2 separate regions of the Homo sapiens genome follow, and region 2 is linked to region 1. A link is a loop called in an ENCODE intact Hi-C map of the cell type or tissue named here. Cell type or tissue: prostate gland. All regions are shown on one strand. Links, peaks and the distances in the headings refer to the core of each region. The heading gives the core; the rest is flanking DNA. Region 1 has its middle 120 kb from the start of LINC02167. Region 2 has its middle 170 kb from the start of LINC02167.

Evidence for each region. Hi-C counts contacts between places; a loop is a spot of excess contacts. Peaks named below come from ENCODE experiments on the same cell type or tissue, not always from the same donor. Only the 100,000 strongest peaks of a DNase experiment are listed, where the experiment ranks them.
Region 2: it touches region 1 in a loop (2.6-fold over the local background); 3 of 110 quality-filtered maps call a loop at or near these places.

What each region holds. Positions count from the first base shown.
Region 1 is chr16:35,621,437-35,633,968 of GRCh38, reverse strand. No RefSeq gene overlaps it. Among named protein-coding and RNA genes, the nearest start is that of LINC02167, 120 kb to the left of the region's middle. In prostate gland, for the core only: no CTCF peak of the experiment used is centred there; DNase peaks (open chromatin) are centred at 4,559 and 4,920; H3K27ac peaks cover 3,343 bases.
Region 2 is chr16:35,567,400-35,579,931 of GRCh38, reverse strand. It overlaps the pseudogene C1QL1P1. Among named protein-coding and RNA genes, the nearest start is that of LINC02167, 170 kb to the left of the region's middle. In prostate gland, for the core only: no CTCF peak of the experiment used is centred there; no DNase peak of the experiment used is centred there.

The sequences.
Region 1 (12,532 bases), core at 1,808-9,807:
ACCAGCATTGCCAACATAGTGAAACCCTACCTCTACTAAAAATACAAAAATTAGCTGGACATGGTGGCAAGTGCCTGTAATCCCAGCTACTTGGGAGGCTGAGGCAGGAGAGTAGCTTGAACCCAGGAGGTGGAGGTTGCAGTGAGCTGAGATCACACTGTGCCACTGCACTCCAGCCTGGGAGGCAGAGCAAGACTCCATCTTGGAAAAAAATTATATATCACATCATACATACTAGAATTACCAAACTCTACAACACAAACAACAAATGTTGGCAAGAGTATGGAGGAACAGAAAATCTTAGTCACTGTTAATGGGATTGCAAAATGTTACACCCACTTTGGAAAACAGTTTAGTTTTGTAGTCTCCCAAAATTAAGTATTCTCTTACCATATGATTCAGCAATTGTGCTCCTTGGTATTTACTCAAAGGAGTTAAAAACAGGTTTACACAAAAACCTGCACATGGATGTTTATAGCAGCTTTATTCATAATTGCCAAAATGTGAAAGCAACCAAGATGTATGTTAGTAGGTGAGTGGATAAACAAACTGTGGTACACCTAGACAATAAAATGGTATTTAGTGCTAAAAAGAAATAAGCTAGAAAGCCATAAGAAACATGAAAGAAATCTAAATGCATATTACCAAAGGAAGTATGTCAATCCGGAAAGCCTACAAACTGTATGTTTCCAACTCTATGACATTCAGTACCACAGTTTGTTTAGACAAGACTATAGGGAAGATAAATATATTAGTGCTTCCCAGGCACTGGGGAGAGAAAAATATAAATAGGAAAAATGCAGAAAATGTTTAGGGCAGTAAACTACTCTGTGTGATACTGTTATGGTAGATACATGGTCATTATACATTTGTCCCAATCCGTAGAATGTACAACACCAACAAAGAACACTACTGTGAAATATGGACTCTGAGTGATAATGATGTGTCAATGTAGGTTCATCAATTTTAATAAATATACCACTCTGGTAGGAAATATTGATCATGGGAGAAGCTATGCATATGTGTGGGAAGGGGGTATACATAAAATCGCTATACCTTCTGCTCGATTTTTCTGGTAACCTAAAAACACTCTAGAAAGAAACTGTATTGTGTTAGGATTTTCCAGAGAAATAGAATCAATTAGATATATACAGACATGTAAAAGGGGATTTACTATAGTAATTGTCTTATATGATTATAAAGTCTCATGATGTTTCATCTGCAAGCTGGAAAACCAGAAAACCCAGTAGTGAAATTCAGTCTGACTTCAAAGGCCTGAGAAACAGGGGAGCCTATGGTACAACTTTCAGTCCAAGGCTAACGCCCTGCAAACATGGGACTCCACTGTCCAATGGCTGAAAAAGTGGATGTGCCACATTCATGAGAGAGTAAATTCATCCTTCTTCTGCCTTTATATGCATCCTCAGTGGGTTAGCTGGTGCCTGTCCACATTTGACTGTCCACATCTTTACTCAGTTCACTGATTCAAACACTAATGTCTTTCCAAAGCACCCTCACAGACACATCAGAAATAATGCTTTCTTGGCTATCTGTGTAACCTTTAATATGGACACATAAAAGTAAATATTGGCCAGGTGTGGTGGCTCACACCTGTAATCCCAACACTTTGGAAGGCTGAGGTGGGCAGATCACAAGGTCAGAAGTTTGAGACCAGCCTGGCCAATAGGGTGAAACCTCGTCTCTACTAAAAATACAAAAATTCATCAGGCATGGAGGCAGTTGACTGTAGTCCCGGCTACTCAGCTGAGGCAGAAGAATCACTTGAACCTGGGAGGCAGAGGTTGCAGTGAGCTGAGATTGCACCACTGCTCTCCAGTCTGGGTGACAGAGTGAGATTTCATCTCAAAAAGAAAAAAAGTAACTATCACATCTATTTAAGAAGCCAGGCACAGTGGCTCACACCTGTAATCCCAGCACTGTGAGAGGCAAAGGCAGGAAGATTGCTTGAGCTCAGGAGTTCAAGACCAGCCTGAATAACATAGCTGACAAAGCAGGAGCACCGTCATCTCAGACAAACACTGTCACTTTAAGTTTCAGCTGCCTTTCCAGCTTCATGCATTTCAAGAAAATCACTTCTCTTCTAACTACAGGCAGCCAGAAAAGAGCTAATAGTAAAACATAGATAAGACAGCTCAGCCACAGTGGAAGGCAGGGAGGAAGTCTCTTGGGTAACTGCCAAACTTCACCTCATACAATGGGGCCCCAGTAAAACAGTGGGCCTTAATAGGCACATTCTTTCCCTTCTGGTGCACTAAGAGAGAGAAGCTAAAGGCAGACTCAAGGGATATGCCTGCAGCTGCAGAAAGATGTGTGGGAACAGACACACAATTCTCCTGCCCAGATAAGCACAACAAAGAGACACAGAAGAAGTCCAAGCCTCTGATAAATTCTCCCACCCTGAATCCTTAAAAATGCTTAGTCTGTAAGACAGTGTGCCTCTGACCCAATTCAGCCAACCATCACTCCGAGGTTTAAAATAAACTTATTAACTATTGAGTCACCCTTCGTGTTTCTCTCCTTTCTTTAATTCTTAAAATAGTGAGACCCACCTCTAAACTAAACAAACAAAAAAAATTAGCTAAGCATGGTGGCATTGGTGGCATGTGCCTGTGCAGTCCAAGCTAGTCAGGAGGCTGAGGTGGGAGGATCATTTGAGCCCAGAAAGTCAAGGCTGTGGGGAGAGAAGACTGCACCAGTGCACTCCAGCCTTGGTGGGAAAGCAAGACACCTTTTAAAAAAAAAGCAAAAACAAAAACCTGTGCTGCTGTTAGTGATGTTATCAGTAGCAGCCTTTTTTTTTTCAAATTTTTACTCTTTAAAAATGATGCAGGCCATGTGAGGTGGCTCACGTCTGTAATCCCAACACTTTGGGAGGTCAAGGCAGGTGGACAACCTGAGGTCAGGAGTTCCAGACCATCCTGGCCAACATGGTGAAACCCGGTCTCCAATAGAAACACAAAATTAGCCAGGCATGGTGGCGCATGCCTGTAATCCCATCTACTAAGGAGGCTGAGGTGGGAGAATCACATGAAACCAGGAGAAGGAGGTTGCAATGAGCACAGATTGTACCACTGCACTCCAGCCTGAGTGACAGGGAGAAACTCTGTCAAAAAAAAAAAAAAAAAAAAAAAGAAAAGGAAGAAGAAAGATAGAAAGAAAAGAAAAAATAAATAAGAAACAAAGGAAAAAACATAGAAAGGAGATCTTTATGGAATTCCAAGTACTAATCAATGTAGATGGATAATGCAAAATAGAAAATTATCATTAGAACATCGCATTAATAATTATTGTAGACAAGACGTACTAAGGAATGCAAAAATAGCAGGTGAAATTTAAAGGAGAAACTGTGTATTTACATGGCCCAAGAGTACCTGCCTCCAAATATTTATAAACAGCATTTTCTCTTTTTTCTTTTCTTTTCTTTTCTTTTCTTTTCTTTTTTTTTTTTTTTTTTTTGAGATGGTGTCTCACTTTATCACCCAGACTGAAGTTCAGTGGTGCAGTCTTGGCTCACTGCAACATCTGTCTCCTGGGCTCAAGTGATTCTCCTGCCTCAGCCTCCCAAGTAGCTGGGATTACAGGTGCCCACCACCACGCCCAGCTAATTTTTGTATTTATTTAGTAGAGATGGGGGTTTCACCATGTTTGCCAGGCTGGTCTCGATCTCCTGATCTTAGATGATCTGCCTGCCTCGGCCTCCTAAATTTCTAGGATTACAGGTGTGAGCCACTGTGCCAGGCCCTATTAAGAGAATTTTCTCTTAATTTTTTTATGATATGACTATTCTAAAGAAGGATTATCACACAGTATTGTGACATATATAATGTGTAGGTGTAAAATATATGAGTCACATAAAGAATAGAAGGAGGTAATTAAAACTTCACAGCAAGCACCCACACAAGGTGATTTTTACATGCAGACTGGTGTGAAACAAATTGGTTGAGGGCAAAAGATGCACTTGCTGTCTGATTTTCATGTGTGCTGCTGAGATTTTCTCCATGGCAGCTTCTGACTTTGGAATCTTGAAAAGAAGCTTTGCCATGTTAAAAATCAAAACACACTTCTAGATGTACTCAGCAGAAGGAAATGTTTTCTTTGCAGATCTAAATATAAGTCACTTGATTTCAAAGTAAGAGGTTGTTTGAAGGGGGCCTGCCCCTCCACAACTGTGGGTATTTCTCTCAAGGTGGAGATGAAAGACTGAGAAAAGAAATGAGACACAGAGACAAAGTATAGAGGAAGAAAAGTGGGCCCAGGGGACCGGCGATCAGCAAGTGAGGACCTGCACCGGTGCTGGTCTCTGAGTTCCCTCAGTATTGATTGATCACTATCTCTACTATCTTGGCCAGAGGGATGTGACAGGACTATAGGGTAATGGTGGGGAGAGGGTCAGCAGGAAAACATGTGAGCAAAGGAATCTGTGTCATAAATAATTTCAAGGAAACGTACTGTGCCTGGATGTGCATGTAGGCCACATTTATGTTTAACTTTACACAAATATCTCAGTGTAGTAAAGAGTACCAGAGCAGTATTGCCACCAGCATGTCTCAGCTCCAGCCATAGGGAGGTTTTCTCCTATCTCAGTAAATAGAATGTGTGGTCGGGTTTTACACTGAGACATTCCATTCCCAGGGACAAGCAGGAGACAGATGTTTTCCTCTTATCTCAACTGCAAAGAGGCGTTCCTCTTTCACTAATCCTCCTCAGCACAGAGCCTTTATGGGTGCTGGGCTGGGGGACTGTAAGGTCTTTCCCTTCCCATGAGGCAATATCTCAGCTCTCTCAGTGGGGGCAAACCTGGACAATACACAGGCTTTCTTGGACAAAGGTCCCTGTGGCTCTCCGCAGTGCATTGTATCCCTGGTTAATCAAGAATGGAGAATGGTGAAGACTTTTACCAGGCATACTGCCTGCAAACAAATTGTTAACAAGGCACATCCTGCACAGCCCTAAATCCATTAAATCTTGATTCAATACAGCTCATGTTTCTGTGAGCACAGGGTTGAGGTTAAGGTTACAGATTAACAGCATCTCAAAGCAGAATAATTTTTCTTAGTACAGATCAAAATGGAGTTTCTTATGTCTTCCTTTTTCTACATAGACACAGTAAGAGTCTGATCTCTCTTCCTTTCCCCCACAGTTGTTTTAGGCACAGTAGTTTTAGTCAGTGTTGAAAATAATAGATAGCCTACAAATGTCAAAAAGGGATGAAAAGAGTTTGCACACATATGAAATATGTTTTGTTTAGCCTAACTCTGCCTCCTTATATAGTTTAAATTCAGCCTAAAGGTTTCTTCATACGTGGTAAACTGAAACCTAACTGGAGGTGTAAACAGACTGTAACCTATTTTTGTGCAAGTAACTGAGATTTGGCCAATCAATGGTGCCCAACTGTTCAATCCATGTTTAAATAAGGCAAATGTCAAGGTGTAATCAATCCAGCTGTTTGTGTACCTCTCTTCTTTCTCTGTAATTCACTTTTCTTTTTCTGTGCATAAATATTCTTTCATTATATTTTTACCAGAAAGGGGTCCCAATCTGGACCTCAAAAGAGAGTTTTTGCATCTCACATAAGAAATAATTCAGGGTGACAGGCCAATCATGGTGGCTCACACCTGTAATTTCAGCACTTTGGGATGCCAAGGCACATGGATCACCTGAAGTCAGGAGTTTGAGACTAGCCTGACCAACATGGTGAAACCCTGTCTCTACTAAAAATACAAAATTAGCCAGGCATGGTGGTAGGTGGCTGTAATCCCAGTTACTCGGGAAGCAGAGGCAGGATAATTGCTTGAACCCAGGAGGTGGAGGTTGCAGTGAGCCCAGATTGTGCCACTGCACCCCAGCCTAGGGGACAGAGGGAGACTCTGCCTCAAAATAAATAAATAAATAAATAAATAATTCAGGGTGATTCCATAAAGTAAAAGCAAGTGTATTAAGAAAGTAAAGGAATTAAAGAAAGGCTACTCTGTGGACTGCTTGAGTGCATATACTTATTTCTTAATTTCATACTAAAACAAAGGGATTGGTGGGATGCGGTAGCTCATGCCTGTAATCCCAGCATTTTGGGAGGCCAAGAGGGGAGGATCATGAAGTCAAGAGGTCGAGAACATCCTGGCCAACATAGTGAAACCCTGTCTCTACTAAAATTACAAATATTAGCTGGGTGTGGTGGCATGTGCCTGTAGTCCCAGCTACTTGGGAGGCTCAGGCAGGAGAATCACTTGAACCTAAAAGGCAGAGGTTGCAGTGAGCTGAGATCTTGACACTGAACTCCAGCCTGGTGACAGAGCAAAACTCCCTCTCAAAAAGCAAAAAAACAAAATGGCCATGCGCTGTGGCTCATGCCTATAATCCCACCACTTTGGGACTCTGAGGTGGGCAGATCACAAGGTCAAGAGATGGAGACCATCCTGGCCAATATGGTGAAACCCCATCTCTACTAAAAACACAAAAATTAGCCGGGTGTGGTGGCGTGTGCCTGTAGTCCCAGCTACGTGGGAGGCTGAGGCAGGAGAATCGCTTAAACCCAGGAGGTGGAGGTTGCAGTGAGCTGAGATCGTGCCACTGCACTCCAGTCTGGTGACAGAGCAAGACTCCATCAAAAAAAAGTGATTATTCATGATTATTCATGAGTTTTCCAGAAATGGTGAAGGCAATTTCTGGAACTGAGGTTTTCTCTGCCTTTTAGACTAAACATCGGAACTTCTGCACATTGTCATGGCATTTTTAAACCGTCATGGTGCTGGGGGGAGTGTCTTTTAGCATGCTTCTGCATTATAATTAACATATAATGTGCAGCGAAGTTGACCAGAGGTCACTTTTATTGTCATCTTAGATTTGATGGATTTTTGGACAGTTTCTTTACTATATTCTGTTTTATCAGCAGAGTCTTTATCCCCTGTATTTTGTGATATCAGTCCTGTTGACCTCCTTCCTGTGACTAGGAATGCCTAACCTCCTGGGAATGCAGCCCAACAGGTCTCAGCCTTATTTTGCCTAGCCCATATTCAAGATGGAGTTGCTCTGGTTTGAACATTTTTGACAATGTAGTTGCTTGAGAGTCTCTCTGACCCTATTCTGGCTCAAGACTGCCCTATTTTTGAATCATTCTTTGCTCAATTAAACTCCGTTAAATTTAATTTGTCTAAGATTTTCTACATTTTTTTTTCTTTTTTTGAGATAGAGTCTTACTCTGTCACCCAGGCTGGAGTGTAATTGTGCGATCTCAGCTTACTGCACTCTCCGCCTCCCAGGTTCAAGTGATGCTTCTGCCTCAGCCTCACTAGACTAGCTAGGATTACAGGCACCTGCCACAATGTCTGGCTAAGTTTTGTATTTTTAGCAGAGACGGGATTTCTGCTAAATGTTGGCCAGGCAGGCTAGTCTCAAACTCCTGACCTCAGGTGATCTGCCTGCCTCGGCCTCCCAAAATGCTGGGGTTACAGGCATGAGCCACCGTGCCCAGGAAATTTTCTAAATTTTAACAGACTGCATCAATAGTGGAATCTGAGGTAGAGCCTCTAGTGACCACCAGGAGTACCAGGTGACAAAACAATAACCCATTGTTTCCATGGCTCTTTTGCAGCATCTGGGAATTTTAGTAAGTTTTCTCTTGGATTCCAAAGTGTCATAAAATTTTGTTTTGAGCTCTCTGAGTTAGTTTAAGAAAATTTAAAATCTGAACTTGATTTGGATGTCAGGACAAAACCTGGACTGGGTCCAGGATCAGTTTGGATCTAATAATTAACTAACTGGAATTCAGTTAGAGGTCTCTTATGTCTCACTGGGTAAGACAGAAATCAATTGTAATGTAACCATGTAAAGGATTCACCTTGTCCACTGCCTAGACAGAGCTAATTTATCAAGACAGGGGAATCGCAATACAGAAAGAGTAATTCAGGCAGAGCCACCTGTATGAGAGTCCAGAGTTTTATTATTACTCAAATCAGTCTCCCGAAGCATTTGGGAAGTTGAGTTTTTAAAGATAATTTGGTGCATAGTGTAATGCCAGTGAGTGTTGACCTGTTGGGTCAGAAATAAAATCATAGAAAGTCAAAGCTGTTTTCTTGAACTAAGTCAGTTCCTGGGTGGGGGGCACAGATCAGGTAAGCCAGTTTATCAATTTGGGTGATGCCAGCTGATCTATCCAGTTCAGAGTCTGAAAAATATTCCAAGCACTAATCTTAGATTTTACAGCTGTGATGGGGCCAGGCATGGTGGCTCATGCCTGTAATCCCAGCACTTTGGGAGGCTGAGGTTGGTGGATTACCTGAGGTCAGAAGTTGTAGACCAGCCTGGCCAACATGGTGAAAACCCCTCTCTACTAAAAATACAAAATTAGCTGGGTGTGGTGGCAGATGCCTGTAATCCCAGCTACTTGGGAAGCTGAGGCAGGAGAATCACTTGGACCTGGGAGGTGGAGGTTGCAGTGAGCCAAGATGGCACCATTGCATTCCAGCCTGGATGACAGAGTGAGACTCTGTCTCAAAACACAAACACACACACACACACAAAACAGTGATGTTATCCCCAGGAGCAGTTAGTGTAATGCCAGAATCTTGTAGTCTCCAGCTGCATGACTCCTAAACCATAATTTCTAATCTTGTGGCTAATTTGCTAGTCCTACAAAGGCAGTCTTGTCTCCAAGAAAGAAGGAAGTTTGTGTTAGGAAAGGGCTGCTATTGCCTTCATTTTGAACTATAAACTAAGTTCCTCCCAAAATTAGTTCAGCCTACACACAAGAGTGAACAGGGACATCTTAAACATTAGAAGCAAGATGGAGTTAGTTACATCAGCTCTCTTTCACTGACTCAGGTATAATTTTGCAATGGTGGTTTCAGTAAATGGCAATATTTCAAGGGATGTAAACATTGGCTTCTGAAAATTTGCAGGAATTTTTGTTTACTTCCCCCTTTGTTATTTTTTCTTGTGCTTTTAGGCAGAGAAAAATTACTGGCTAAGTTGTTCAGAAAGATCTAAGCTAAAGCCAAGGTTCTAAAATTAACAATGCAAAAATTGTATTAGTGAGAAAAATTACAACAGTAAGCTGAGCTAACTCACCCTCTATCTCAACTTTCCCTTAAGTATTCCTGGGCTATTGGGCCCAGCTAACTAGTGAAAACCTTCAGGCTGTTGTTTAAATGATAATAGGCCTTGGCTCCAAACTCAACTTTTGTTTGGGAGGCCATCAGGCTTGATGGGAAGAGGGAAGCCTGAGTCCTGCCAAGGCACAGACATGAAGGAAGTCAGCCATTATTCTGGAGGTTATAAAATATGCAACATCTCCAATTGCTCCTGCAAACATTGTCACTTCTATAGTACATAAGATTAGCCTTTTGAGATATCTCTACAAGTTTTATGCATGTCTTATCCCCATGGCTTCATCTGGACCTGATGGCTTCTTCTAGACTAACCAACCCAGCTCCTGTGGCCCCACCCACAAGTTATTCAAACTACAGAAAGACAGCTTTGACCCCTTATGTTTTTGACCTCCTATAATTTTATCTCCACTCCAACTAATCAGGAGCAAGCACCTGTTCGCTGACCAACTCACTCCTTATTGAAACTGCCTTTGAAAGACCCCTCACAGCTGGGTGCAGTGGCTCATGCCTGTAATTCCAGCTGGGAGGCCGAGGTGGGTGGATCACCTGAGGTCAGGAGTTTGAGACCAATCTGTTCAACACAAGGAAATCCCATCTGTACTAAAAATACAAAACTTAGCTGGGTGTGGTGTTGGGTGTCTGTAATCTCAGCTACTCGAGAGGCTGAGGCAGGAGAATTGTTTGAACTCGGGAGACTGAGGTTGTAGTGAGTGGAGATCACCCTGTTGCACTCTAGCCTGGGTGACAAGAATGAAACCAGAAAGAAAGAAAAGAAAGAAAGAAAGAAAGAAAGAAAGAAAGAAAGAAAGAAAGAGAAAAGAAAGAAGGAAGGAAGGAAGGAAGGAAGGAAGGAAGGAAGGAAGGAAGGAAGGAAGGAAGGATAAAGAAAAGAAAGAAAGAAAAGAAAGAAAGAAAAAGAAAGAAAGAAAGAAAGACCCTCACCGATAAGCTTTGGATAAGATTATTTTTTGTTGTTTTTGTTTGTTTTCTGAGACGGAGTTTCACTCTTGTTGCCCAGGCTGAAGTACAACTGTGCAATCTCAGCTCACTGCAACCTCTGCCTCTCAGGTTCAAGTGATTCTCCTGCCTCAGCCTCCAGAGTAGCTGGGGTTACAGGCACCCACCACCACGCCTGGCTAATTTTTGTATTTTTAGTAGAGACAGGGTTTTGCCATGTTGGCCAGGCTGGTCTCAAACTCCTGACCTCAAGTGATCCGCCTGTCTTGGCCTCCCAAAGTGCTAGGATTATAGGCGCGAGCCACTGTCCCCATCTGGATGAAGTGATTTAAGTACAAACTCTATTTTGCATGTAGAGTGACTGCCTCATGTCTATTGAGCACTTTCTTTAGTACAATGCAGTTTTCTTTATGAAGTGTGCAGAAAGAACCCCGTGGGCAATTACAATTCAAGATAAAATGAAATTTTTAATTTTTTTTCTTTTTTTTTTTAAGATTGAGTCTCATTCTGTCACATAGGCTGGAGTGCAGTGGCACAATCTCCTCTCATTGCAAGCTCTGCCCCCCGGGTTCATGCCATTCTCCTGCCTCAGCCTCCTGAGTAGCTGGGAATACAGGCGCCAGCCACCACGCCTGGCTAATTTTTTTGTATTTTTAGTAGAGACAGGGTTTCACATTAGCCAGGATGGTCTCAATCTCCTGACCTCGTGATCCGCCTGCCTTGGCCTCCCAAAGTGCTGGGATTACAGATGTGAGCCACCGCATCCAGCTGAAATTTTTAATTTTTTAAAAACTGAGTAGTTTACCTTTCAGCTAAGACTACATTTATATGTACAACTATTAGGCCCTGGAAGGTTTCCCAGACTAAACAGGGGTCTGGCTGCTTGTTCTTATGGTCCAATAATGAGATGCATAAAAACTGAGAAAGAAGAGAGTTTATTTCTTCAACTGGCTACAGAGAGACAGTCAGAATAACTCACTGGACCAACTCGACGTTACAGGCTTCTTTTCCAGTGCTTATATACATTCAAACCATATGCCTATATGTGGTAGTGCACCTACGGGCTAAAGAGATTACAGGCTTGAGCCACTGCGCCCGGCTAAAGCCAGCTTTTAGATTGTTGGTAAAAGTAGAAATGACTTCAGAATAATCAGTTAAATGTAATTTGATACTTGCTTGATTTGGCTGTGAACTTAAATTTTTGGTTTTGAACCTCTGGATTTAGGTGTGAGGATAGGTGGCCATGTTGAGACCTGGTAACAAGTTCTCAGTGCCTAGACCAGCAGCTACAAGACAATGAAGCCTAATATGGCCTCTTCTTCTCTTTCCAAGCTTTGCCTTCTGGATATTCTTTAAGAGGTTGGATCCAGCTTTTATCCTGAGCTCTACACCTAGTATGTAAATGTAGGAGTCTTGCAGGTCCTGACCTTCAGAGCCATTTTATGTGTCATATGCCTACTAGAGACTCAGGATGACTGGGAAAGATATTAGGAAGAGTACCCATGTCATAGTTTCAAAATCTTTTTCAATAATTTAGAATCTTAAAGTGATACTATGTTAATTTAATAATAGTCATAAAATCTATGAGTCATTTGTATATTAAAATACTAAAACGTTAATTTCTTTTTTCTTTTTTTGAGATGGAGTCTCACTCTGTAGCCTAGGCTGGAGTGCAATGGCATGATCTTGGCTCACTGCAACCTCCACCTCCTGGGCTCCAGTGATTCTCCTGCCTCAGCTTCCCAAGTAGCTGGGACTACAGGCACCCGCCACCATGCCCAGCTACTTTTTGTATTTTTAGTAGACACAGGGTTTCACTAGGTTGGCCAAGCTGGTCTTGAACTCCTGACCTCAGGTGATCCATCTGCCTCGGCCTCCCAAAGTGCTGGGATTACAGGCATGAGCCACCATGCTCAGCCTAAAACATTAATTATTAAACATAAGTTTAAGTTTATATGCTTTGGCATCTTTTTCTTGAGACAGGGTCTCTCTGTCACCAAGGTTGAAGTACAGTGGCATGATTACAGCTCACTGCAGCCTCTACCTCCTGGACTCAGATGATCCTTTCAGTTCAGCCTCCTGAGTAGCTGAGACTAAAGGCACACACACCCACACCTAGCTAATTTGTGAATTATTTATATAGATAGGGTCTCACCATGTTGCCAAGGCTGTTTTTGTACTCTTAAGCTTAAGCAACCTATCTGCCTTGGCCTCCCGAAAATATGGGATTGAGAAAGAGGACATGAGACATGAGCCACTGTACCTGGCTAGCATCATATTTTTATATAATATTTAAAAAGCTAAATATAATTTGATAAGGTAGTTAGTAGAAAATTTAATAAAAAAAAAAATTTAGCTTGGCACAGTGGCTCACGCTTGTAATCCCAGTACTTTGGGAGGCCGAGGCAGGTAGATCACCTGAGGCTGAGAGTTCAAGACCAGCCTGACCA
Region 2 (12,532 bases), core at 1,622-9,621, 54 kb after region 1:
GCTCCTTCCCTGAAGGCAGCTCCATCCCCAACCCCAGGGCTGAAGTCTGGGTAGAACCAAGCCAAATTAGAGGAGAAGCCCATCCACTCTCCCGGGCTGGAGCCAAAACTGCAGGTCAACCGTATCAAAGCTGCTCATTAGCCATAATCCATCAATGAAGAGGGTCCAACATATATGCATGCGGTTCTCCATTTAAAACTCAATTCTCCAGGCTCTGCTATCCCCTCAACCTCTTCTTCACCAATCTGGGAAGGTACTGTTTGGGTGCTTAGCTGAGAAGACTTGTCTAGCTAAAGATAAGGGAATAAAATTCAGGTCGGGAGGAGATGCCATCTGTCAAGGAGCTATGATTCTCTGTCCCAAAAAATGGATGAGAAGATTTTGCCTTACCACTGTCACCTTTGTAAAAGACTTTTGATGGTAAAGAAAAAAAATAGATCTTGATGGGACTTTGAGCTGTTAGGGAAGAGCTGGAAGCAAGCGGCCAGCTTCTGTATTGTTCCCTGGGGCCCAATCCTGGTAGTATTTATTAATACACATGCATTTCATTATCTTTGCTAATAAATTGCTACTAATAACAATTATTTCTATTACACTGATTAATTTAGCCTCAACTCTTTAAAAGAGTGTGTTCCTTCATAGCCAAATTTTATTAGAACGCAGTCATCTGTCATTAGGAATCTCCTGGCAGTGTGACTCCATCAGAAGTGTTATGCTTATGTTTGTTAATTATTCATCACCATGATTGTTGTAATTATCCTAATTATCCATGGAGGCAGGAGAATGTATGCCATTTCATTCTTAGATGGTGGGAATCCAGGAATGGAACCCAAGAGTCCCAATTCTCCACCCAACTGGAAACAGTTGAGGCATCTAGCTCCTTCTGGAATCCAAGGGGACGTTTGGGGAACTGAGGTTGCCAAGGAAGCAGGAAAGCAGGTATGAGCCTTATCATGAGAGGTCACTATAGAATTACCTCCTCAAGTGCTGCCAGGAGGGAAAACTGAGGCAGTTGTCTGATCAGGGGACTGTGTAAACGAGTAGCCAGGAAACATGTCCTAGGGTATCCAGTGTATACGTGTGGCTCCTACAGGGAGCCAGCCTGGCCCATCAGGGACACTTGTGTTTTCACATATTTTATTGGGTCCCTACTGTGCCAGGCACAGTGCTCCATGATCTGAAATGTATTAGGGGCCAGAGAAGATAGCTGGGGGAGTGGGTGATCTCCAACCACCAAGGGAGAGGCTGATCTCTAGTTAGGTCTTTATACCACTGCCCTCAATCTACATATGCCCGCACCTCTCACCTCTGTCAGACTCTTGTCTGAGCCATTGCCCATTGGGATACTCCCCTCCCTACAGCCTCCTACCCCAGACACACAGCACCCAAACCATAGGCCCTGGCATCCTCACACAGCCCCCTGCCTAGCTGATCAATTCTGTGTCCTCTCTGACTCAACTGAACTGTAGATCCTGGAGGCAGCTGCAGGCACCCAGGGCACCACTGCCAATCTAGAGCTCTTTCCTCAGGCTCCTCATATCCTAATTACCAGGGCTTGGTGCCACAAGTTTGATCAGTGTTGGCTCAAGGATGCTCCTAAGGACGGGGCCAGTGGGCCTCAGACAAGAACAGAGGGGGCCTCAGCACCAAGCATGACAATGAATGACCCTACACCCCCATCTTGCCTTGGAAAGACACAGAGCCCAGATTCAGCTCTGCCTTCTTCCACTAAATTCTGGAAGTCTCTGTAGGCAGAAAGCCAGGAAGAAATAGTGCAGTGTCAAGGGCAGTCCCTGGTTCTAAGATGTGGGAAGTGTAAGCTTCTTACTTCTTTCTAATCCATTGACCAGTCCTGTCATTTTTTTCCCTGCTTATTTGAATGTCCTTGTTCACCTCTGAGCCAGTTTTTCCCTACACTTGACCTTTTTATTTTCTCCATAGCAGCATCTCCTCACTTTAGAGACCAAGATCACCACCTTCTCCCCACCATCTGGTTGGTTTAAGCAAGGATAGGCCCCGATGAATCACTCCCTTCCAGACAACGTATTTGGGGACAGAAGTCACTAATTGGCTTCCCAGCCCAGCTTTAACACAAGACTCCTTGGGGTGTGTGATTATACATTACAACTGCTCCTCCAGTATATGGCATGAAGTCCTAGAGGCCAAAGTGGCCTGAACTCCTTTCACCAAGCCCCAAACCTGGCTCCTAGTGGGGGCTCAAAACTAACAATGGGAATGACCAACGATGTCAAATGAGTCTTGGGCAATTTGGAAGGAGAAGTCATAAAGGACATGGGGTAGGGGCTATAGGCCTATTTCCCCTGGCTTTTTTGTGGGGGTTAGGGACTGGTTTGAAGAACTGTTAAAGTGCTGGGCCTTTGAAATCCCAAGTTAAAGCAACCTCCTTTCTTTTCTACTAGCCTGTGGTCCCATCTCCAGTGAATACCCTTCCCCTGGTGAAGAAAAGAGAAGGGGCTTTTGACATGGTTTCACCTCCCAGTGTCAAGCAAGTTCCCCCACCCTAAGCACACACCATCACTGGGGCCTCCTCTTCTCTGGAGGTCACCTCTGGGGCTTCTCCTCATCTCTGCAGCTCTGCTGGGACCTCCTGAGGTGGAGCAGGGTCTAGAGTCAACCAGTGGCATGGTGACTGCCTCCCTATTCAGGCAAGCCCCCAATCCCCTGAAACCTCAGCTTTGTGCCAGCCCAAAATTCTTTGGGAAAGGAAGAAATTCCATTGATGAGGGTGACATTGCTGCATCCCTTATTGGTGATTAATAAGGGAAATCTTGGGGCTGTCTGTGGAATGAGCCCTTACTGGGTACCGGGGTCTCCAATTTGGCCAGCAACCAAGAAAGAGGAGGGGCACTGGGAAGCCTGAAAGACACAAATGAGAGAGACACACACAAGGAACAGGAAAGAGGGGTTTAGACTCCGGGTGGGGGAAGAGGCCAGAAACCCAGAAAGAGAGAGGCAGAAAAGTCAGACATATGAGAGAGAAGGACAAGAAATAGCAATAGAAAGGAGGCAGGGGAGGGGCAGAAATCAGAGGGTAGGAGCAGCCAGGCAGGGGAAAGAGAAGAGGGCCCTGACTTACAAGTACCTGAGAGGCTTTCTGCTGACCTCCCCTGCCTGCCCCCGAGCCTTGAAAACCTGAAGGCCAGCAGAGCCTCAGGATAGTGCTGCCCTGGGAAAGGCTACCACAAGGCCTTGGGGCTCAATCTCAGGAGATTCTTCCATGACTCCCACCAGCCCTGCTTTAGTTCTGACCAGGGTCCCCTTCTCCCAAGAGATTGCTCAACCTCACCATGCCCCGAGGGCCCCAGGCAACCCTGAGCTGGGAGCACTGGAAAGAGAGGTGGTATCAAGAGAGGTGGGTAACAGGAGGTGGAGCTTGCAGTGAGCCGAGATCGCGCCACTGCACTCCAGCCTGGGCGACAGAGTGAGACTCCATCTCAAAAAAAAAAAAAAAAAAAAAAGAGGTGGGTACATTTGAGCCCCAGGGCAGGGATGGGTGGAGGTTGGTCCTGGGGCCAGCCATCCCAAAGAGAGTAGGAGCTCAGGCAGGTCCTGCTGTCCACAGAGTCCGCACACACTGGGCGCCTTGCAGCTCCAGTGTCTGGAATTGCAAATGGAAATGAAGAGGATCCCACCACACTCCAGGGCTCAGGAGGGATTGGAGCTGAGAGACCATGAGGACCATGAGGAAGGGAAGTTTTCATCTCTTCGCTTGCTTCAGGAGGAAAAATGCCCCCCCACACCCGTGCCCCTGCCCCCGCCAGGCCTCCTTCTTGTGTGAGTTAGTTCTGCTACAGTGGAAAGGAGCTCCCCAGTTCCAGATTTTGCAAAGGGTGTCACATCAGCCCCATGTCTCTTCCCAAGGGCAGAGGACTTACTGTAGCTAAGGCTCTGAGCTCCAGCCTCCCCTTGCCTTTGTGTCTTAAAAATTCCCTGCAGCCCGCCTTCTCCACTTGTGCACATCACCACGCACTGAGGCCCTCGCAGGCGCCAAGGCTGCTTCTTTCTACCTCTTGCCTCATTCTTGCCATCTGCTTATCGCCCATTGGTATGAGCCTGAATCATCTTCCCAGGGGAAAGTCCGCGCTAGGAGCCCTGTGCTCTGACTACCTGGATTTATTCCCTGCATTTTCACGCCACCGGTGCCCAGTAGCTTCTGTCTTGGAACTGGTGCGCATGGACCGATGAGTCAGGGATACCCACTAGCTCTAACCATTCCTGTAAGTGATGCCTCATTAGGGCCGCTGTGGGGTGGGTTCTCCATCTGCGTCCACCTGGCAACCCCGCGAACTCTGATCGCGTGCCCTTTTGCACCCGGGACCCATGGATGCCCAGCCCTGGGTCATCCTCATTCCATCAACTGGCCTACCTGGTTAATCTTGCAGAGGTCTGCGCACATATTGCTGCCCTCGCAGCGCCCGTCAGACTTCAGCACATCCTAACATTCGTGTGGGATTTATTGAAACTGAGGTAGAAGACGACGCACGGCACCGTGATGTAGGTGGCCGTGCTGATGGCGCCGCTGTCCCCGCGTCCGCAGACACCGAGGGCCCGGCTTGCCTGGCTCACCCTTCTTTCAGAGCAGCCCCAAAGGGCCTGGAGGACTCGGGTCCCTAGGAGGTCCGGGGCGGGGGATCATTTTGTTGGTAAAGCCCTGCTTCCTCTGGGGGCCCTGCACCAGCGTGGAGGGTGACTGCGCATCGCTCTGCTCTGCTCCCTCAAGGCATTTGGCCACCCGCCGGCGCCGGGCCCTGCACAAGGCAGGGGTCGTACACCACGCTGCAGGTGGCCTGCATCTCATGGTGTCTGTCTGGGCCCCCTGCCCTCCACAGCACCGGGATGGGCACTACCACTATCAGCAGCATCAGCACGCTGGCGTGGGGAGCGGAGGTGGGGGGCGCCAGGCAGCTCGGCTGCGCCAGCAGCACAATGTTGCCAGTGGTTGGGGCCTGCAGGCAAGGGGCCCGCGCTCACCGGGGTCCGGCTCACCCAGGGTCTGGAGGAGCTGTGGGCATGGGGCTGGGCCTCGGGCCCCGCGCTGAGCTGTCTGAAGTGAGGAACCCCCGCCTCCACCCGCCTCCAACCCAGCTCCTCCTGTCTCCTTGCTCTCCGGCCAGCAGCACTGGCTCCGCGTGGCTCAGAGGGCACCAGGGCAGGGCTGCGGACGCCCCGTGGTGGGAGGGGCAGAGAGGGGCACGACTCGAGGTGGGAGGGGCAGAGGGTCGGGACCACAGATGGGAAGGGTAGAGGGGGGCGGAGCCGCGGGGACCCGAGGTGGGAGGGGCAGAGAAGGGGCGAGGGCCGAGATGGGAGGGGCAGAGGGGCGGGGCCGCGAAGCCCTGCGCGGGAGACCCAGAGGAAGAGCAAGACTTAGGAAGCCAGAGACTGAGACTCGGAAATGGGGAGGCGGCTAGAACCAGAAAAACAGGAGAGGTTCTTCCAGGGAAGGGAAGAGTAAGGACCAAAGTGCGAACCGAAGAGAGGACCATGGGGAGAGCTAGACAGCGCCAAGGGGTTTGAGAAAGGAGAGGCCCCGAGAGTCGGTCACGCGAAAAACTGAAAGGGACAAAGGGAGGCGCGAGGGGCCCGAACCGCAGCGGGTGGAAGCGAGGGATGGTGCCCGGGTCTGCAGGGGTCAAAGAAAGCGATTTGGGGGACGACAGGGTGGACGTCGAAAGGGTAGGATGAGGAACAGGGTTGTGAGGGGAAAAGAGGATAGGAGTAAGGTTCGTGGGCCCCGAAGACCCCAGTCTGGGAGATCCGGGGGTGGAATGAAGGCCAGTCGGGACGCCCAGCGGAGCCCGCGTACTGAGAGCAGCCGCCTCCGCGCTTCTGGCTCTCACTGTTCCAGAGACCCGCCTTCCCCCAGGAGGGGCAGTTCCTTCAACCCCTTCACGCCTCTGCCCCTCCCTCACGGAGCTCCAGCCAGGCAGCTTTCTCCTGGGACCCTTTTCCTCCATCTTCTTCTGATCCATCCCCTTATCTCTGCCTCTAGACCAGGGAGAAACGTGGATCCTAAGAAGGTGTGCAACCCCACGTTATTTTTCCATGCTGACAGGTACAAATACATCCCGGGTTCATGGACCCCTTCTCCAGCCTCCAGGAGGAGGGGTGGATCTCATCCAGCCCTTCAGTTTCTTCTTCCTCATCCCCCACACTCCTCAGCAACCCCCTAACTCTTCTTTCCATCAGGTTGTGGGAGGCTCTATTCTTCCTCAGGTTCAGAAGAGTGTTTAGGTTGCATAAACCGACGCGTGTCTGCTTCCATCAAAGTATTTGTCACGTGATCTGAAGCCCAGCTCCTGTTGTTCCACTGCTCCTACTTCTCCCTCCTTTATCCAGCCCACCAGGGAGCACTCTGCCATGGGAGGCCTCTGGCTGGCCGCTAAAGGATAACACCCCAGCGGGGCGGGGTGGCGCTCGCGTATAATTCTAGAACGCTGGGAGGCCAAGGCGGGAGGATTGCTTAATCCCAGGAGTTTGAGACCAGCCTGGGTAACACAGTGAAGCCCCCATCTCTACAAAATGTAAAAACTTAGTCAGATGTGGTGATGTGTGCCTGCAGTCCCAGCTACTCTGGAGGCTGGGGTGGGAAGTTCGCTTATGCTCGGGAGGTCGAGACTGCTGTGAGCCATGGTTGCTCCACTGCACTCCAGTCTGGGTGACAAAGCAAGACTCTGTATCAAAAAAAGAATGACATTCCATCCTCTCTTCTCCTGAAAAGCTTACTTCAGGGTCACACTCTCCCCCTACTGACCCACGAGGATGGCCCACAGGAATCTCTGGCCTTCCCCATGCAAGGCTGAGCACTTTAGGAGGCTGAGATGGGAGGATCCCTTAGACCCAGGAGTTCAAATTCAGCCTGGGCAATATTAGGAGACCCTTGCCCTGCAAAAAAAAAAAAAAAAAAAAAAAAAAAAAAAAAAAGCCCATCATGGTGGCACAGTCCTGTATTTTCAGCTATTTGGGAGGCTGAAGTGGGAGGAAGACTTGAGCCTACTTCTAGGCTGCAGTGAGTTATGATCACACCACTACACTCCAGCCTGGACAAGAGAGGGAGACTCTGCCTCTGAATAAATAAATAAAATTAAAGACCTGCTTGCCAATTCTAAACCTGGTGGTTTTAGGTAAATAGCCTACCCTCAGAGCCTTGAGTGTTCTCCTTTGGGAAAAAGGTGGTTGTGAGGATTAAATGAGATATAATACATGCAAAGCTCTGGGTTCAGCATCTGACCATTATTATGCATCTTGTAAATGGTAGCTACTATACCTACCCAGACACAGTCCACAGGAGGGCTTGAGGTTCCCATGCATGAATCCAGTCCACCATTGAGATTATGACTTGCACAGTTGGGCCCAATCCACAGCAGGGGTTTACCCCCATACCTCGTGTTGGAGCATGTGAAGGATTGTGAATCTCACCCCGTACCTCCTCAAAGGTGTGATTGTTACATACACTTTTGCCAAATACCTGAATGATTTTATTTTCCTGCGTGGGTACAGACCACAAATGAGACTGTGAAATATACTTGGACCAAACACCTTGGTGATGTCACTATCTTTTCTTGGCTCTGCCCTCAGAGTGGATTATGACATAGGTTTGGGCCCATTACCTAGTTGGTTTGACCATGCTCTACTGCCTGGACACTGCTTAAAGGGGGAATATGTGTGATATAGCTATGAGCTCATAACTTAGGGGACATGACTCTCCTCTCCTACCTGGGTGCTGCTTCCAGTGAATATTTTTACATATTGCTGGGCCTTGCACCCAAATGATGTGACTCCCCTACTAAAGCCCTTCCCACAGAGGGCATTGTAACATATCTCTGTGCCCACCATTTAGGTGATGTGACTATTCTCTTTTGTCCGGGCACTGCCCACATGGGACATTGCAACACATCATTAAGCCCAGCACCCAGTTTATGTGACCTTTCTGCCAGGGCCCTGCTGAAAAGATGGATATCAACATATCCTTGTCCCAAAGCCCAGGTGCTGTGACTCTCTTGCCAGGTCCCTGCCCACAAGTGAGATTGTTCATATACCTAAGCCCAGCTCACAGGCATGATGATTACTCTCATACATGGACTCAGCAAAGAGAAGAGATTTGGACTCTCATAGATAGGCTTAGGGCACTGGGTAAGGTCCTAGGTCTCCTACTTGTGGAAAAGTCACAGAAGATTATGACATGTATGCATACAGTATAAAGCCCTTGAGTGACATAGACAGTGTCATAACAGGGCCCAACACACAGATGAGATTGTGATTCTCATAAGCACATGCAGCTGACAATTAGAAGAGTCACCCTCACATATGTGCTCAGCCCACTGTTGAGGTTCTGAAACTCATATCTGGAGGCATTCAAAAGTTTGAATTGTGACTCTCATATGTGAATCTGAACCCAAGGTAGGATAGTGAATCTCAGACCGAAATTCAGCACACCTGTGAGGCTGTGACTACACTACTGCCTCACTGTTCACAAAAGCAGTGGAGCTCTCATGCGCAGATCCTGTTCACCACTGGGATTGTAATCTGAGGACTTGGGGGCAACTCACTGGAGATGTTAACTCTTATACCTGGAGCCAGGGAATATGCAGGCTTGTGAATCTCATTCCTGGATCTTTTTGCAGGTTTGTTATATATAATTCTGCCTAGCACCTGATTGATTTTACTCTCTTGCCTGGGCCCAACGAATTGTTGGTATTGTGACATCTATCTGAGCCAAGAAACTAGATCATGTGGTATCTCTGCCTGGGCCCTGCCCACAGGGCGCATTGTGACATATCTATTGGCTCATCACCTAGGTGATGTGACACTAATTTCCTGCCTTGGCCCTGCCTTCTGTGGGGATTGCAATATATCACTGGTCCATCATCTTAGTTATATGACTCTCCTCTGCTGCCTGGGCCTTGCTACTATTGGGTACTGTGATGTATCCCTGAGCCCAGCACCCAGGTAATGTGACTCTCCCTTACTGCCTGGGCCTTGCCTACAGTGGGCATTGTGACATATCACTGGGCCTAGTATCCAGATGTTGTGACTCTCCTTTAAAAGCCCTGCTTGCAGAGAAAATTGTGATATATTCTAGACCTGACACCCATGTAATGTGACTCTACTGCCTGGTGCATGCCCACAGGTGGGATTGCAACATGTAACTAGTCACAGTTTACAAGAATGCTGATGACTCTCACATGTGAACCCAGCCAATAAAAGAGATTTTGACCCTCCGAGCCAGGCTTAGAGAAACAGGTAATGTCCTGAGTAATGTGACTATTCTCTTCTCTCTCCCCCATTGATAGCCAACAGGGGACATTGTGACATTTCTTTGGGCCAATCCCCTAGGTGATGTGACTCTCCTCTCCTGCCTAGGTTCTTCCCTCCTGTGAATTTAAAATATCACTGAGTTCTGAACCCAGGTGATGTGCCTCTCCTGCCTGGGACCTGCTTACCGAGGCATTGTGACATATTTCTCAGACCATCAACTAGGTGATTTGACCCTCCTCTTTTGCGTTGGCCTTGTCCACAGAGAGAACTGTGACATACTGCTGAGGCCTGCACACAGGTGATTTGATTTTGCTGTCAGGGCACTGTCCACAGGGAAGTTATTGACAGTAACAATTGTCACCCTCCAACATGGCCAGAGACCACTGTTGTGGTTCTGTATCTCACACTAGGTAGCAGTAGAAAGTTGAAATGTTAACTCTCATACATAGATCCAGTGCACAGGTAGTTTGGAGAATCTCAGACCAGGTTTCAGCACACCTGTAGCATATGACTCCTGCACATGGACACAGTTTCTGGTGGGATTGTGGCTCTCATGTATGAATTTGGGCCACTGTTGAGATTGTTACTGGTGTATTCGGGCCCAACTCACAGGAGGTGTTGACTCTCATACCTTGAGCTGGGACATGTGTGGGATTATCTCATCCTTGGACTTTCTGAAGGTGTGATTGTTACATATACCTTTGTCTAGCACCTGATTTGACTATCCTGCCTCAGTACAGCTCACCAGTAGGACTGTGAAATATAACTGAGACAAGGTCCTAGGTAATGTGATTCTTTTGCCTAGGCCCAGTCCTCAGAAAGGATTTTGACATATCCCTGGGTCCATCACCTAGGTGATGGAAGTATTCCTTTCTCCTCATGCCCTGCACACAGTGGGAGTTGTGACATACCACAGGCCCATCACCTAGGTGAAGAGACTCTCCTCTTTTTCCTGGGCCCTGCACCAAGTGGGATTGTGACATATTGCTGGACACTGCACTCAAATGATATGCCTCTCCTGCCTAAGCAATGCCAAGAAGAGGCATTGTGACATACCTATGAGCCCATCACCTAGGTGATGTGACTCTCCTCTCCTGCCTGGGTCCTGTACAAAGTGTGGATTGTGACATATTGCTGGACCTAGCACCCACTTGATGTCTCAGACCTGCTTTCAGCACACCCATAAGCCATAACTCCTGTACCAGTACAGCATCACAAGTGGGATTGTTGTTCTCATGAATGGATTCAGACCACTGTTGAGACTGTTACTGGTGGGCTTGGGTCTCCAACTCACACTTCTATGCACACTCAACCAACAATGACACTCAGAAGACTACTCTGCGTGGCCCTGCCCTCAGCAGGCATTGTAGCATATTGCTGAGCCCAGCACTCAGGTGATGTGACTTACCTGCCAGGGCCCTGCACACAGGAGGCATATTGACATATTACTGGCCCAGCATTTACTTATGTGACTTTCCTGCCTAGTTCATGCCCACAGATTAAATTTTGACATTTGCTTATGTTCAGCTCACAGGTATGGTGATGATTCTTATACATGGATCCAGCCAATAAGAAAGATTTTTACTCTCATAGCTAGACTTAGAGCAACCAGTGTGGTCCCAGGTCTTCTAGTTGTAGAAAGGTCACAGAGAGTTATGACACTCATACATATCCTATAAAACCTTTAGGTTCTACAGAGTATCATAACAAGGCCCAGCACACCAGTGAGATTGTTAATTTCTTAGGCAAAACCAACCAACAGTAAGAAATGTCACACACTCGCATGGACACAGCCTAATTTTGAGGTTCTGAATCTCACATCCGGAGATTGTCAAAAGATGGAATTGTGACTCTCACATGTGGATCCTGTCTACAGGTAGAATGGTGACTCTCTCACCAAGATTCAGCACAGTTATGAGGCTGTGCCTCCAATACCAGGACACTGCTCACAGGTGGAGTTGAAGCTCTCGTGCATGAATCAAGTCTAGCATTGAGACTGTGAATCACACACTTGGACCCAACTCACAGAAAGTGTGGATTCTCAAACCTGGAGCTGTGATGTATATGGGATTGTGAATCTCATCCCTGGAGTGCCCACAGGGTATGTTTGTTACATATATAATTACACGGCACCAGATTGATTTTACTCTTCTGCCTGGGCCCAGCCCACAGTTAGGACTGTGACATATACTTGGGCTAAACACTTAGGTGGTATGACTGTCTTTCTTGAGCACTGCCCATAAGGGGGATTGTGACATACCTCTTGGATAATCAGGAATGAAATTTACCTCTACTTCCTGGAACATATACACAGGCAGAATTGTAGCACATTTTTGGGCCTTTCACATGAGTAATATGACTCTCCTCATTTCATTTTGTTGTGCCCCAAGTGGGGATTGTGACATATCCCTGGGCCCATTATCTAGGTGATAGAACTCTTTTCTCCTGCCTGGATCCTGCTTACAAGGGGGATTGTGACAAATTGCTGGGCCAAGCACATAGGTACTGTGAATCTCTCTTCCTTCTTGGTCCTTGCCGACAGAAAAGATGGAGACGTATCAATGGGCCAAGCACCCTGGGTTCTGCCTACAGTGGGCATTGTGACATATCCCTGGTCCAGAACCAAGACTATGTGGCTCACCTTCCTGCTTCCTGCCCACTGGGATTGTGACATATACTTAGGCTCAGCTCACAGGCGTAATGATAACTGTCATACATGAACCCAGCCAATAAGAGAGACTTTTACTCTTATAGTTAGGCTTATAACAACAGGTATGCTTCATGTATCCTACTTGTAGAGAAGTCACAGAAAATTAGGGAACTCACGCATATCCTATAAAGCCCTTGGGTGGTACAGAGTTGTTGTAACAGGCCAGCACACACATGAGATTGTGACTCTCATAGCACACTCAGCCAACAACTAGGACTGTCACCCCCACACATGGACTCAGCCCACTCCTGAAGTTCTGAATCTCACACCTGGTGGCAGTCAGAAGTTGGAATGGTGATTCCGATACATGGATTTGATTGACAGGCAAAATAATAACTCTTCGACAAAACTTCAGCACTCCTGTTAGGCTTTGACTGTCCTACTAAGATTCTGTGTTTAGGTGGAGTTGAGGCTTCCATGCACAGATCCTGTCCACTGTTGTGATTGTAAATTGCATGCATAGATTCAGCTCAACTCACAGGAGTTGTTGACTCTCATACCTGCAGCTGGGACATGTGAAGGATTAGAAATTTTATTCCAGGA